Linked DNA regions of Homo sapiens: regions 2, 3, 4 and 5 are each linked to region 1. A link is a contact called in ENCODE Hi-C data. All regions are on one chromosome and are shown on one strand. Each heading gives the region's core, a stretch centred on a gene start or an enhancer-like site at or near the end of the contact. The rest is flanking DNA. Distances are from core to core; before and after follow the strand shown. Region 1 holds the start of ZNF432 (zinc finger protein 432). Region 2 holds the start of ZNF772 (zinc finger protein 772). Region 3 holds the start of ZNF460-AS1 (ZNF460 antisense RNA 1). Region 4 holds the start of TRAPPC2B (trafficking protein particle complex subunit 2B). Region 5 holds the start of ZNF606 (zinc finger protein 606).

Region 1 (2,700 bases), core at 58-2,557:
AGCCAGGCATGGTGGCAGGCACCTGTAATCCCAGCTACTCGGAGACTGAGGCAGGAGAATGGCTTGAACGCAGGAGGCGAAGTTTGCAGTGAGCCCAGCCATTGCACTCAAGCCTGGGCGACAAAAGCAAGACTCCATCTCAAAAAAAAAAAAAAAATGTTTATATACACACTTCAATATGAAGAACAAGAAACACATAGAAAAAAAGAGGGAGACAGAGAAAAGGAATACGAGTTATAAATACAAATTTAGAAAACAATTCAAAAATATAAATACTGGGAAAATAGCCGCCTTTATATACTAACATACAAAACCTGAAACACCCATAAAAATATGCAGTACATTTGCAAGAGGAAGGATAAAAATAGGCTCTTGTTAATTTGTGCGCAGTAATTTAAAAACATAATGTTAAATAGAAAGCCTATTCATCCGCCCCCCTTCACCCCCAAAAAACTTTCATTTTCTGCAGGTTCAAGAGCATGGGTTGTTGTGGAAAGCCAGAGGATTAGAAAACTCATTGTGGAGGAGGTACTCGGACCTGAAACTTTTAGGAAATGTTAACGTTCATCAAGTCTGTTCCAGCCAAAGTTTGAGCTCAACACACACACACACACACACACACACACACACACACACACACACACACACACACAAAACCAGCCAGGGCTCTTGTGAAAAGACTTCGGCTTTCACTTGTCTCTAGACAAAAGACCACCACCCCGCCAGATAAAATAGGAAAACCTGGAATAGACACACACGTACACTGGATTCCCTTAATGATTCATCAATCACTAAGCCTCAGATTAATCCAGAATGTGAAACAGAAGTCACATTCGTTGACAAAAGCCACCCCATCGATTCTCAATCACTGAGCCCCACTGGGGAGTGACCCGCGAGGACCACAATCCCTGACCTCAGTACTCTTGGTCGTTGATCTATTCAGGCCTTTAATCACTGACCACCAGAGCCTCCATGAGGGACCCCAAAGATATCCTATCACAGACACCCACCAGGGACTCCTACCAGCTCCCCTCCAAAAGGAAACACCCGCCCCCGCCTCCCCCAACCCCCGCGCTACCTCCACCATATAGCGCCACCAACAACGCAGACGCCCTCAGAAAGCTCCCTCCCACCACGTTTCCACGCCCTGACCCACACACTGACCTGACTCTCCTTGGAATCGCCGCGACCTCTTAAAAGCTGAACTTACTTCCCTAAACTTCTTCCACTTCTGGGCCCCTCGCCCAACTCCCTCCCCCTCTAAACCTCCAGAGACGGTCAGCCGCGTTTCCATGGAGAGCGGAATGCGGCCTTCCGGCTTTTCCTCAGGAGGAGACGCGTCCGCGCCGGCGTCGCCTCGCCGCTCTGGGGGCGGCCATCTTTGAGTACGTGACGTACAGAAGGCACAGCGGCCGGGAGACGCGGTGGACGGAGGCCTCTTAAACTGTCCGATTTCCAGACACCTCAGCCCTGGCAGAAAATGGAGAGCTTATCAGAGGCTTGAGTTCACACAGGCAGACACGGCGTGGGGGTAAAGTCCTCTGAACAGACACGGAACAGAAATAAGTTAGTCTTCTCCTCGCAGGGGACAGTGAACGGCGCAAACTTCTCAAAGGCCAGAACCCATTATTACCACAAAGGCGCGGCATCCCTTCTTAGCGGTTATGATGGCTGTGACGTCTCAGCTCAATGGAAAATTAAAGTCACCTCTGGGCACCTCAGTCACTATTGTAAATGCGAAGCGTTTTAGAAGCCGTATAAAAACTGAAGCAAGAGAGACTAGAACAAAAAATAAGCGAGCGGTGCGTTGCAGGTAACGGAGCCAGAGCCCTTAGGGGAGAGCATCATGGGGGCGGCCATCTTAGGGGACGTTCGGTGTCCGTACGGCAGAACATATTCTCTCTGAGAAGCTTGCGGTGGAACTGGCCCATGGAAATGTCTTTAGAAGAGAAGAACCACCTGGCTCTGTTCTTGACTCTGGAAAAGAATCCTTTTCTAGAATTATTTAGGTTGTTGCCAGATTAATTTCCTTTAGAGAGTTTCCTTGCCCCCACGACTTCCTATCTTTAAAGCCAACAATAGTATGTGAAATCCCTTTCATATTTGAAACCACTGACTATTGCTGCTGCATCTCTCCGGTTTCTCCTATTCTTAAGTGCTTGGGCAATCCAGAATAATCTCCCAATGCTAAAGTCAGCTGATTAATAAACTTAATTACAATGCAGAGTCCTTTTTGCCATGTAACATAACCATGGGAATTACTCTGGGGTTGTAGATCTGGCTATGATATGATGACACTAATGAATATTTTGCAATAAAAACATACTATTTTAAAATATATATATACATATATCTTTATATATGTATATTTCTACAGAATTATTACAAGTTATGTCTTATGATGGTTTCTTATAAGAAGCAAGGAGGAAAAGGTCCTTAACATTTTCAATTGTGTTTTTTTTAATAATAAAGCATGCATTCTAATTTACAAAAACCACAATAAAGGTACTTTCATCATGTCAGTCTTGAGGCTGAACAACACTTAACATTCTTTTTCCTTTTACCTGTCTGCCTTCTCCCTTCCCCTACACTCTCTATACCCCACCCTCCAGGCTCTCTGTTCCATCATCTTATGCGTATGGCCCCTTTCCCCTGTGCCCTCTTATTACTTCCATCTATCACGCAGACACACACTGTCAC
Region 2 (2,700 bases), core at 70-2,569, 5.4 Mb after region 1:
TATTCTCTTTTAACTCCCAATCTACATAATCATCTTTAAGCCATTTCAGGATGATTCCCGCCCCCTTGCTCTTGGTTCCCACCAGACATGACAGAGACCTGCAATTTCTTGAAAACTCCCTTCTCAGTCTCACCTCTAAGTATTTTGCACAGGCTGGTTCCTGTGCCTGGAACAACCTTCCAACCTTATTCCAATGGTTGGCAGAAATGGAAACCCCTCCATAAAACCCCTGGCCCGGAGTCAGGACCCTGGGCTTGGGGCTTCTCCAGAGTCCTCAGACCCAAGAGATCGGAGAGTAGCAGGAGAGTGTTCTATATAACACCACAATGCTGGAGAGCGTATTGGGTGGGGGTGGGATCGGTGAGAGCATGGACATTCTCCCCTCACCTGTATAGGGTCCACAATTACTTCTGAGTTCATGGGAACCTGTGGGGAAGAGGGAGACTATGCGAGTCAAGCAATCTTGAAGGAACCCCAAAGGCTCAACCCCATCCCATATTCCTACCCAGTTACAATGTGCCTGGGAGCTGAATGTCTACCCTCTGTGCTTCCATCTTCAAGGATACCTCTTAACTGTGTTAGCTCGGAACAGTGCTCATTATCCGCCCCCATGGCCAACAAGAGTCTGCCCTCCATGAGCAGTCTATGGAATACTTTTTAAACCCTCGGATTCTGGCTCTCCTCTGTTCAGAACCTTCCATGGCTCCCATCACCCTCAGAATAGAGACCCAGCTGCTCAGGATGATATTCCAGGTGCAATCACTTATAAAGCGCTCTGATCCTTTCAGACACTAAAGGCCCAGTTTTCCCAAATGCTCCAGCTGTGAACCATCTCTGAGCCTTTGCATACACTGGTCTCTCTGCCTGGAACGTCCTTCAACTCGTGCTGTCAAAATGGGTCCCAAACACGAGCGCCCCCACTGTTCTAGATACAGGGGCCTGAGCTGCAGTAACCCGAGGAATCGTTCATTCGAAGCTTTGGGATTCAGAGATGGGGGTCAGCGCGCAGACTCGCAGACGCAGCACCCACCTGTGCCGGGCCCATCGGCTCAGCCGCCGCCATCAGGCCTGTGGACTACGGAAGGGTGGCGACAAGTGCAGGAACCTGGGATCAGCTGTCCAGGGCCCAGCCCAGCGGCTAGGTCACTCAGGCAGCGCCACTGTCAAGCCTCAGGCCCACCTCTCTTCAGGGAAGAAGACACTCTCTCACGTTTTCCCTTTTCTGTCACCTCAGGTCTGACATTGCGTTCTGGAAACTAAACCAGTGGATTAATGGAAAAGCAAACAAAATGTCCACCCGAGGATGGTAGAGGAAGTCCCGCCCTGACGTTGGTGAGGACCAACGGAAACGCCTATTTCCTGGGTTTTCATTGGCCCAGAGCCGCCAAGTTTCCTGGGTAATGTAGTTCCCACGGCACCAACACTAGTAAGCGGCGTCTCGCTTCACCTCCAGGTTAAAAGCCCAGAGAAGACCGCCAGGGGCGCGTGGAAATGGTGTCCCTCGTCTCCAAGGCCCAGACGGAGCTTAGCTTCCTCTTGAAGGAGCCATATCTGTATTTCTGGTGAACGTCGTGTTTGACATCAAAGGAATGTTTAGAGACATGATTTCAGCCTTCCTTACGCAGAGAATGCTCATCAAAAAATAAAATGGACACACCATACACTGACGTCACTCAGATTTCTATGGCTGGAAGTTAACAAATATTGTTTTCAAATGCGTGTAGCCTGATGCTCCAGAGTTAGTTTGGCGAGCCTCAGCATTTTCTGTCAGGCACAAGAAAGAAAAGACTCCAGACACCATGATGTGGAACGTGGAGTGGGGATGTTTGGTGGCCTTGAAGTAAGTGAATAACCCTTCTGTCTGTTACCTCAGAAAATATTTATCCTGCTTATACAGCAGTGATTGTGTCAAACCCAACAAGTAATACTCTTGTTCAAGATAGTATTTCATACTCCATATACAGAGATGTATTCAATATTTTAAGTGTTTTACAAGTGTCTGAAAAGACAGAATTCATCAAATGTCATATGGCAATGAAAAGGGCAACATGAACACTTTCTGTAAAGAAGAAATAACCACCAAACTAGATGTCTATACACAACAAAATGTCTTTTATGGAAGTGTGATATAAAACTATTTGAAACCAAAAATGATAAATGTAATGGAAATACATTTACACAAAAAATAATGTTTAAAATAATACTCAAGGCCAAAGAAAGTTGATCTCAGGTGAAAAGTCTGCAATGAGAGAAGAAATGAAGATGAAAAGAAGTGCATCTTTTGATTAAAATAACAGCATATTACAGTGTAAAACATAAGTAGATATACTTATTGAGTTAGAATGATGGAATTCCCGTGCGTAACCTCAACTACATATAAATTGAAAGGAGGCTAGTTGCTCAAAGTTTTAAATTTTTTATATTTCCAAGTGGAAAGCAAATGTATTACAATCCTGTATGGCACGCTAATGTGTTAAACGTTTGTAATTTTTAGCCTAAATATAATAAATACAGTCAGCGTATATACTTTTCAAACTAGAAGAGGAAATGTTTGGAATATAAATAAATAATCAATAGAAAGGTAAAATAATAGTAAAATAAGTGGAAGAAGTGAGGCAAAGAAAAGCACAATGTAGGATATATTTAAACTGTCAACCTAAATAACAGAGATTCTTCAAAGATGTTGAGTTCATTCAGGAA
Region 3 (2,700 bases), core at 166-2,665, 5.2 Mb after region 1:
GAGGTGGGTGGATCACCTGAGGTCGGGAGTTTGAGACCAGCCTGAACAACATGGAAGAACCCTGTCTCTACTAAAAATATAAAATTAGCCAGGCGTGGTGGCGCACACCTGTAATCCCAGCTACTCAGGAGGCTGAGGCAGGAGAATCGCTTGAACCCGGGAGGCGGAGGTTGCAGTGAGTGGAGACTGTGCCACTGCTCTCCAGCCTGGGCAACAAGAGTGAAACTCCATCTCAAAAAAAAAAAAAAAAAAAAAAAATTTAAGAGTCACAAATATGTGAAAAAGAGAATGATGTCTTTATCAATTTTCAAAAATTACTATTGCCAGTGATGAATAACAGTGTTCCTTGCACACTAATTTAGCCAAAAATATTTCTCCAAAAGTACCGCATCGTGTAGGAAATTGACTCCATCTCCATTCCTTGACTATTTTCAATCTCAAAATTAAATCTCTTGGAGAGTACTTTCTGCACACCTTTCTATTTCCTTAACCATATATATCGTCAAACCATTGAAAGCTGGACTTTATTCTCTCACTTTCATAGTCATGAAAAGAAAAAAAAAAAGTTACTGATGGGGACTCCTAAGACTTCGCATAATATAATCTTTGCATAGTCTAGGATTGTTAAAATTCCTAACAAGACTTTATAAACTCTCCTGTCTGCAACCAGTTAATGCTGGGTTGGGCCAGGGTTCCCCTCTTTCCCGTCACTTATCCATCTACGCTCATTCTTTTCATAGCCTCACCCAATATCATGACTTGAAGTAACAGTTTACAGTAATAACTCCCAAATTTATATATCCACGCTCGAACCCTCTGCCAATGTTGAATCATAGGTTGAGTATATGGCACTACGCTTTGTGGTCTTACTGACGTTTCAAACTGATCATGCTTGAAATGGGAGTACTGGGCTTCCCGGCAAGCCTGCTCCACTAGCAGCCTCCCCACCTCAGGGTACGGGAAGTCCACACGTGGCGAACGCGAAGCCTATTACATCACCCGGAAGTCCCTGCATCCTACGAAGGCTGGGCCCGGCCAAAGGAGGCCCAATAGAGGGCGGTCTGTCCTTTCCCAGCAGGCTGGGCACACTGTCAGGCGTCCTCCTTTGGGTGGCTATTTTAACTGCTCATTTATCCTTTTCTTCTATGAAAAGATCCAGAAAAGAGGCAAAGCAAGCGAGAAGTCGCGGGCCCAGCCCACAGCAGGGTAAGCACCTTTGTTCGGGGTCTGAATCGGGGCGAATATCCCCGCCTCCTGACCTCGATTTTCCTGAGCTAGAAGGGACCTTTCGACCCTCCGACTTGTGCCTATACTAAGGCGGTGGCCCTAAGACGACGCGGGGGTTCTGGTGCGCACTTACGTGCAGTCGGATGCGCTGGGTGAGTTCCCACACCCGGTAGATGTAAGGGAAAAACTGCATTACCCAGAAGGCACTGCCCCTTGCGTCGGCCGCGGACTCTGGGCCATTGACGACCCAGGACAGGAGAGTTTTCTGCGGGCCAGGGCGGCGGAGGCGGGACTTCCGCTTCTTCGTGTGACGTCATCTCCGTGGGCCGGTTTGGCCCTGAAACAGTGTGGGGCCTAGAGCGCTGGGTGGGCGCGTTCTGCGGCCTGAGCAGGGACGGGTAGTGAAGCGGTTACGCCCCTTCTTCGCGTCTTGGCGGGAGCCTGACGCCCCGCTTCTCCCCTAACGAGGTGTCCCACCGGCGCCCGCCGAGGCCTAGGCCTCCGCAGCCGCCCTCCGTCTCCTCAGCCCCGACGCTGCGCCTTGGGCCTTGTGCGCATTTTTTTCGGGGGAAAACTGAGGCTCGGAGTGCGAAAGTCAGCCGAGGTCGCCCCGCCCAGGACAGAGAAGGGCTGTGGTCGGCTGATCCGCGGCATTCCCGGGATGGCGGCGGCGTGGATGGCTCCGGCGCAGGTGAGTGGACGAGGTTTCGGCCTTGCTGCTGCTGTGCTATTTCTAGAGGCCTCGTGGGCAGGCTGGAAGCCAAGACAGCCACAGGATTTTTCTTTGTCGCCATCGTTTATTTAAGAGAAATGGCCGTGGCTTGTCATTTCCTTTATCCGCAGTCCTGCAACAGTGTTGGCCTCTGATAGGTGTTCAGTCCGTGGTTGAAGGAGTGATGCTTCCTTCTAGGGATCTCATCACACTTCCCCTAAATCCAACCTTCTCTGTTGCCTGCCAGCCCGTACCCCATCCACCTGGCCAACCACCCCTGACCTTGTCTGTTTGCATTTTTCCCTGGTCCTTTGCTCTTCAGAGCCACCAACCTGACCGTGCAGTCCTCTTCCATTTTCCAGGCTTTCTCCTTGCACTTCCTTTTACTTCGAACACTGCCCCTGTAACTTTGCAGGGCCTCCCTTTCACATCCTTTTGGCATCTGTCCAGGTGTCACCTATTTGGAGGTGCCTTTTTTGGCAATTCCGGCTAAAGTGGCACCTTACACCCTTGCCCAGAGTCTGGTATTTTTGTGTAGATAATCTGATGGTATTAAAGAAGCTTGTGGATTTGAGTTTGTCAAGGATGTAATGGGAACAAAGAAAAATAATTGCAAAGAATGATATTAACTGTCATTGAGTCCTTGCTGTGGGCTGATCGGTGAGTATTATTTAACCCTCAGTTCGTTTAACCCTGAAATTTTTTTTTTTTTTTTTTTTTTTTTTTGAGACGGAGTCTTGTTCTGTCGCCCAGGCTGGAGT
Region 4 (2,700 bases), core at 1-2,500, 5.3 Mb after region 1:
TCATCCAGGCCTATAATTGCCCCAGCCTGTAAGCAGTGAGGGGTTCTGGCACTAAGCTAGTTCTCCCCATCACAGGTCTCGTGCTGGACATAAAACCTGCATTGCTGTAGAGCTGCCAACTCTGCCTTTCTTTAACCCTCGCCTTCCCTTCAAAACCTAACAGTTATTATTAATAGATTTCTGTAATTTTCATTTCACAAGTATTTTCACAGATAATTTCAACTCCCTGTAAAATGATAACTCACTTCTCAGGAAGGAGATAAGATCATGAAAGTTCACAGTTTTTATTGGGGATAATACGTTCCCTGTGTACATATACTCCAACTATGGAATGGCACAAAATGTCCTGTCAGGAAATGGCATGTATCAGTCACTCTCATTTTCAGACAGGATTGAGACTTTTAAAATAAATGTAAAATATTTCAGACATGAAGTAATAAGTATTATTAGAATAAAAGCATTGCACTCTTGGTAGGAACACAATCACTGACTCTACAGACAGTAATGATGTTTTCTTCTGGATCCAGAGGCACAGCGTCACCCTTTCAATCTACGTCGGTATCTCCTGTCTTCTTTTGTGCAAATTCCCAGCCATGTAGTCTTTCTTTGTTCTCTTGGACCAACCATATTGAAGCTTAATAAATAGAAGTCAAAGTTTAACTGTATGTGTATTTGAAAAGCAACATATGGCTGAGAGGCATGAGTAGAGACAGAGTGCCTTTGTGGTATAGTGTGTCCCTTTGGCGGTGTAGCCGTTGAGAACTTGCTGTGCTTCACAATCCGATATCATAGGTCCCTCACATTTCTGTGAGTATCCTAGACCTTACTTCAAGAAAATCTGGTTATGTCGCCTTTAAGAGCAACCCAAGCCCCGTCCTGTCCGTGGAGTCCGGCACTCTGTTTACCAGCTCCCCTGACGGTGCCACTGAGCCTCTATCCGCCATATAAGGACTGACCAACGCTCTAAGGCAAGTCCAGAAGCGGTGTCGAAACTTCATAACCCAGAAGACACTGCGGTTCTCGGCAGCGCGACTGACCCAATGAATGTGCAGGAAGGAACCTTTGCGTGCGTGCGTGCGTGCGTGCGTCCGTCCTCGTGCTCGCGCATCGTAGGAGGGCGGGACTTCCGGCGTCCTCTTGCCGTGGTTGATTTGATTTTCTCTGGTGTTTTCACTAGTTCCGGCCTTTGGCGCTCTATGACGTCACCGAAGTGACGGAGCGGAAAAGCGCGAGAAGCGGCTTGGTTCCTTGTACGCAGAGGCGGTAGTGACACAGGCACAACTGACAGTGGCAGAAGCTCAGCTGACAAGGACTGGGGACGGCGGTGTCCTTGTCTTGCCTTTGTCGCCCCCGCCCCTCTCTTCCCTGGCTGGACTTGCGGAGTCCCCGCCGAAGAACCCGAGGTGGGTGCCCCGTCCCAGGCCCCCCCCCACCTCCGCCCGACCCCTCCTTCCAGTGCTGAAGCCCATAGAAGGGGCCCTGCAGGTCAGGCCCCTTGTCTCGAAGAGAGGGGCGTTCCTGTGTGGGGTCCCCGTATCAGCTGGTTTGATGCAGCCTCAGAGCTCCCTTCGGGGATCTCAGGTTCAGAGCATGGAGGTGCTGCCAAGTGGGCCGCGTCGGGGAGCCCGGAGTGTGGGTTGTTTCTGCGGGAAAGAGAGGGTTTTGTGAATTTTCTCTTGGAATGGCAGCCTGAGCAGCCGGTATAACCATGGAAGGTTGTCAAGGGAAGACCAGTGGGAGGGGCAGGTCCAGAGTTAGAACGAGCAGGATGGGGAATTGACACAGAGAGACCCAGAAGAGGCCACTGCAGTGGATCCCAGAGGCTGCACCAGAGCCGTGGTATAAGAGGGACAATGTGATGGGATTCTGGATAGACCTGGAAGATAGAGCCAACAGGTTTTCCTGCCGTATCAGATATGTCTGTGAGCAAAAATAGGGAGTGAAGGGTCATTTTTTTTTTTTTGCCCGAACATCTGAAAGAATGAAGTTGGGGAAGTCAGCAGCATGAGAAGTAGGTTTCATGGAGAAGATCATGGGTTGGAGTTTGGCCAGTGTGATTCTCAGGCGTCTCAAGTTGAAAATGTCACATGGGTAGGGGGACAGAAAGGTGTGGAGTCTACAGAGGAGAACTGGTGTAGATTCTTCAAAAGAATAGAGGGTGGCCGGGCGTGGTGGCTCACGCCGGTAATCCCAGCACTTTGGGAGGCCAAGGCGAGCGGATCACAAGGTCAGGCGTTCAAGACCAGCCTGACCAACATGGTGAAACCCCGTCTTTAGTAAAAATACAAAAATTAGCCGGGGGTGGTGACGCGCGCCTGTAATCCCAGCTATTCGGGAGGCTGAGGCAGGAGAATTGCCTGAACCCAGGAGGTGGAGATTGCAGTGAGCCAAGATCGCGCCATTGCACTCCAGCCTGGGCGACAGAGCGAGATTCCGTGTCAAAAAAAGGTGCGGAGCGCGGGTCTCTTCCGCGGAAACTGACATTGCGTTTCCGTTGTCGGCCTCCCGCTGCAGGAGCCATATATTGAAGACCATGTCTGGAAGCTTCTACTTTGTAATTGTTGGTCACCATGATAATCCAGTTTTTGAAATGGAGTTTTTGCCAGCTGGGAAGGCAGAATCCAAAGACGACCATCGTCATCTGAACCAGTTCATAGCTCATGCTGCTCTCGACCTCGTAGATGAGAACATGTGGCTGTC
Region 5 (2,700 bases), core at 118-2,617, 6.0 Mb after region 1:
GAAGCAACAAAAAAACTTGTAAGGAGCATCGTAAGAAAAGAGAATTTACATGTCAAAAAAGTAACACAATTCCTGGAGAGAAATGAAAGGTAATTTGCATAAGCTGGAAAAAAGAGCATGATCCTGAATGAGAGGGTACAAATTTGTCAGCTATTCCCAAGAGACAGCCAGTCACAACACAGATGGAACTTTTGGATTAATCTGACAATTATTGTAAAATCAACTTGCAATCCTCATATATTAGTGGTTGCCTAGAGCTGGGGGAAAAATGAAATGGGGAGTGACTGCTTAAGGGGAACAAGGGTTTCTTTGTGGGGTGATGAAATGTTCTAAAATTAGATAATGGGGATGATTGCACAACTTTATTAATATACAATAAAACCGGTGAATTGCACACTTTTAAGTGCTTAAAGTGAACATTATGTTATGCAAATTTAATCCCACCTCCAAAAAAAATTCACCTCCAAGATTTACTAAGCCTAAGCTTGTGTGTGTGTGGAGGACTTAGAGATGGGCCTGGCGCCCAGACCCCTAACTCCTCAGGTTCCAGATCTTTGTACAAGTCAGCAACCTCTCGAATGGATTCCTGGGTATGTGTATAAAGCACTAGAACACACAGTGGGCCTCAGGAGCACCGGAATCAGCGCGAAAACGCAGAATGCAAACCGTACTTTGCACCATTATTTGCAACTTGACAGTGACCGCCGCCGTCACTGCATGTTTAAGGGAACCCGGAGCTGTTTCCAACCCAGGTCTGACGTCCTTCACAGTGCTTTGTGTGAACTGGCAGGGGGAGAAACGACGGCTGGGGAACGAACGGGGTTATTCGTCCCATCAATGGCCTCAGAAGCATCCTTATCACCTGCTTCCAGAGCTCCCGACCCAAATTTCCTCCTCAAGACCGACGCGGCCGCGACGCTGCAAAAGCTCGTCCCGGCCTCACCTGGCTCGCGGCCGGCGGTCCCCCTTGAAGGCGGCGCAGCAGGATCGGGGTCTGCCCGCCTGGGGCGTTTGGCTTTTGTCCCGCGCCGAGGTCCGGCCCAGGAGTGCGCTTGGGAGCTCCCGGCGCGGCCTCGGGGACAAAGGCCCGCGGAGCCGACGTGCAGCAGAGTTCACCCAGGCCCGTCCGACCAGAAAACGAAGAACGCCCGGAGGCGGGAGGCCGGAGGCAGGCTGCTGGCTGGAGAACCGACGGCAACGACGGCGCAAAGCCGGCGCGGAAAGGGCAGGCGCAGGACCCACCCTGACGCCGCCTCTCCCAGCCGGCTCTCCTGACCCCCCAAGCCCCGCAGCTACGGCGGCCCCACAGCCTGAGCAAAGGCCTCACCTCAGCCGCGGACAATGGCGGCTGCTTCCCCGGCGTCGACCGGAGCGCGCCGCGGGGTCTGCTGGGAGCTGTAGTTCCAGGCGGGCACTTCCGGCGTCGGGCAGCGGCGCCGCCATGACAGGTTCCTGGGCCGCGCCGCCTCGCCCTGCCTGGGCGGGGTTGGGACCTTTCTGGCACCTGCGTCGAAGCCGGCGGCAGGATGGACTTTGTTGTCCCGGTCCCAGACCACCCTCCTCCACCGTCGCCTCCCACTGCAAAAAGGCCTGGGTAAGTCGCGGCCCCGCGGGCCTCGGTTTGCCCATCCGCAAAATGGCGCCTCGTGGTACCGGGTTTCCCGGGAGGAGCTCGGCGAGTTCTCAGCGCTCTCGAGGGATCCTTCCATTTGGCGTTCGCAAGATTGTGAGAAAGTGACTGCTGTTATTCTCTTTAAGATAAGGAACCTAATTCGAGCTACCCTTCTCTGTGAAGCTCGACGGCTGAGAACGTCAGGGCTCGTTCCCAAGTCTCTTTCCAGAGGCCAGGCTTTATGGGAGCATGGGTTACCAGCGACGCACCCTGTGAGTTTTCCTCTATCGATATGCATGGAGCGGTTCGGGAGCGGTGGCTCATTCCTGTAGTCCCAGCACTTCGGGAAGCTGTGGCGGGAGGATCAGTTGAGTTCAGGAGTTCGACACCACCCTGGGCAACATAGCGAGACCACATCTCTACAAAAAAAATACAAAAATTAGCCCGGTGTGATGGCGCGCGCCTGTAGTCCCCGCTACTTAGGAGGTTGCGGTGGAAGGATTGCTTGAGCCTGGGAGGTCAAGGTTGCAGTGAGCTATGATCGCACCACTGCACTTCAGCCTGGGCAACAGAGCAAGACCCGGCATTAAAACAAACAAAAACGGGCCGGGCGCGGTGGCTCACAGCTGTAATCCCAGCACTTTGGGAGGCCAAGGCAGGTGGATCGCCTGAGGTCAGGAGTTCCGAGACCAGTCTGGGCAACATGATAAAACCTCGTCTCTACTAAAAATACCAAAAATTAGCCGGGCTTGGTGGAGGGCACCTGTACCCAGCTACTTGGGAGGCTGAGGCAGGAGAATCGCTTGAACCCGGGAAGCGGAGGCTACAGTAAGCCGAGATCAAGCCATTGCACTCCAGCCTGGGCAGCAGGGCAAGACTCTGTCTCAAAAAAAGGGACTGAGGGACTGTAGGTGGTGATACCAAAGAAAGCATGGCCATTTAGGAAGCTAGACTTGAGTGAGCAGTGGGCAAGAGAGATTTTGAAGATATTTCCACTAGTAATGGAGGATCATTTTAAAAAGCTGGCCTGTGGGTTGGGCTTTTGTTGTTGGGTGGTGTTGGCACTCACTGTGGGTGGGCAAAGGGGA

What was found. Hi-C counts contacts between places; a loop is a spot of excess contacts on that map. Pooled maps may share reads with other maps.
Region 2: a pooled map shows a loop between it and region 1 (5-fold over the local background). The contact joins the promoter of ZNF772 here to the promoter of ZNF432 in region 1. A Hi-C loop is called at or near these places in 2 of 50 pooled maps.
Region 3: a pooled map shows a loop between it and region 1 (13-fold over the local background). The contact joins the promoter of ZNF460-AS1 here to the promoter of ZNF432 in region 1. A Hi-C loop is called at or near these places in 7 of 50 pooled maps.
Region 4: a pooled map shows a loop between it and region 1 (11-fold over the local background). The contact joins the promoter of TRAPPC2B here to the promoter of ZNF432 in region 1. A Hi-C loop is called at or near these places in 5 of 50 pooled maps.
Region 5: a pooled map shows a loop between it and region 1 (6-fold over the local background). The contact joins the promoter of ZNF606 here to the promoter of ZNF432 in region 1. A Hi-C loop is called at or near these places in 5 of 50 pooled maps.

What each region holds. Positions count from the first base shown.
Region 1 is chr19:52,047,531-52,050,230 of GRCh38, forward strand. ZNF432 (zinc finger protein 432) reads right to left here and starts at 1,308. Exons shown (of 5, transcript NM_014650.4): 1 at 1,165-1,308. RefSeq lists an enhancer at 1,091-1,680.
Region 2 is chr19:57,476,247-57,478,946 of GRCh38, forward strand. It overlaps ZNF772 (zinc finger protein 772), which reads right to left and starts at 1,320. Exons shown (of 4, transcript NM_001144068.2): 1 at 1,031-1,320; 2 at 388-426. The coding sequence starts at 1,063. RefSeq lists enhancers at 521-1,044, 635-1,834.
Region 3 is chr19:57,278,919-57,281,618 of GRCh38, forward strand. It overlaps ZNF460-AS1 (ZNF460 antisense RNA 1), which reads right to left and starts at 1,416. Exons shown (of 3, transcript NR_136529.1): 1 at 1,361-1,416. It overlaps ZNF460 (zinc finger protein 460), which reads left to right and starts at 1,567. Exons shown (of 3, transcript NM_006635.4): 1 at 1,567-1,918. The coding sequence starts at 1,889. RefSeq lists enhancers at 763-1,702, 817-1,408, 826-2,025, 1,409-2,000 and a silencer at 2,423-2,472.
Region 4 is chr19:57,362,301-57,365,000 of GRCh38, forward strand. It overlaps TRAPPC2B (trafficking protein particle complex subunit 2B), which reads left to right and starts at 1,251. Exons shown (of 2, transcript NM_001355204.2): 1 at 1,251-1,403; 2 at 2,515-2,700. The coding sequence starts at 2,534. ZNF547 (zinc finger protein 547) reads left to right here and starts at 1,251. Exons shown (of 4, transcript NM_173631.4): 1 at 1,251-1,403. RefSeq lists enhancers at 804-883, 924-1,303.
Region 5 is chr19:58,001,453-58,004,152 of GRCh38, forward strand. It overlaps ZNF606 (zinc finger protein 606), which reads right to left and starts at 1,368. Exons shown (of 7, transcript NM_001348022.3): 1 at 944-1,368. It overlaps ZNF606-AS1 (ZNF606 antisense RNA 1), which reads left to right and starts at 1,442. Exons shown (of 4, transcript NR_036508.1): 1 at 1,442-1,594; 2 at 1,759-1,884. RefSeq lists an enhancer at 1,300-1,719.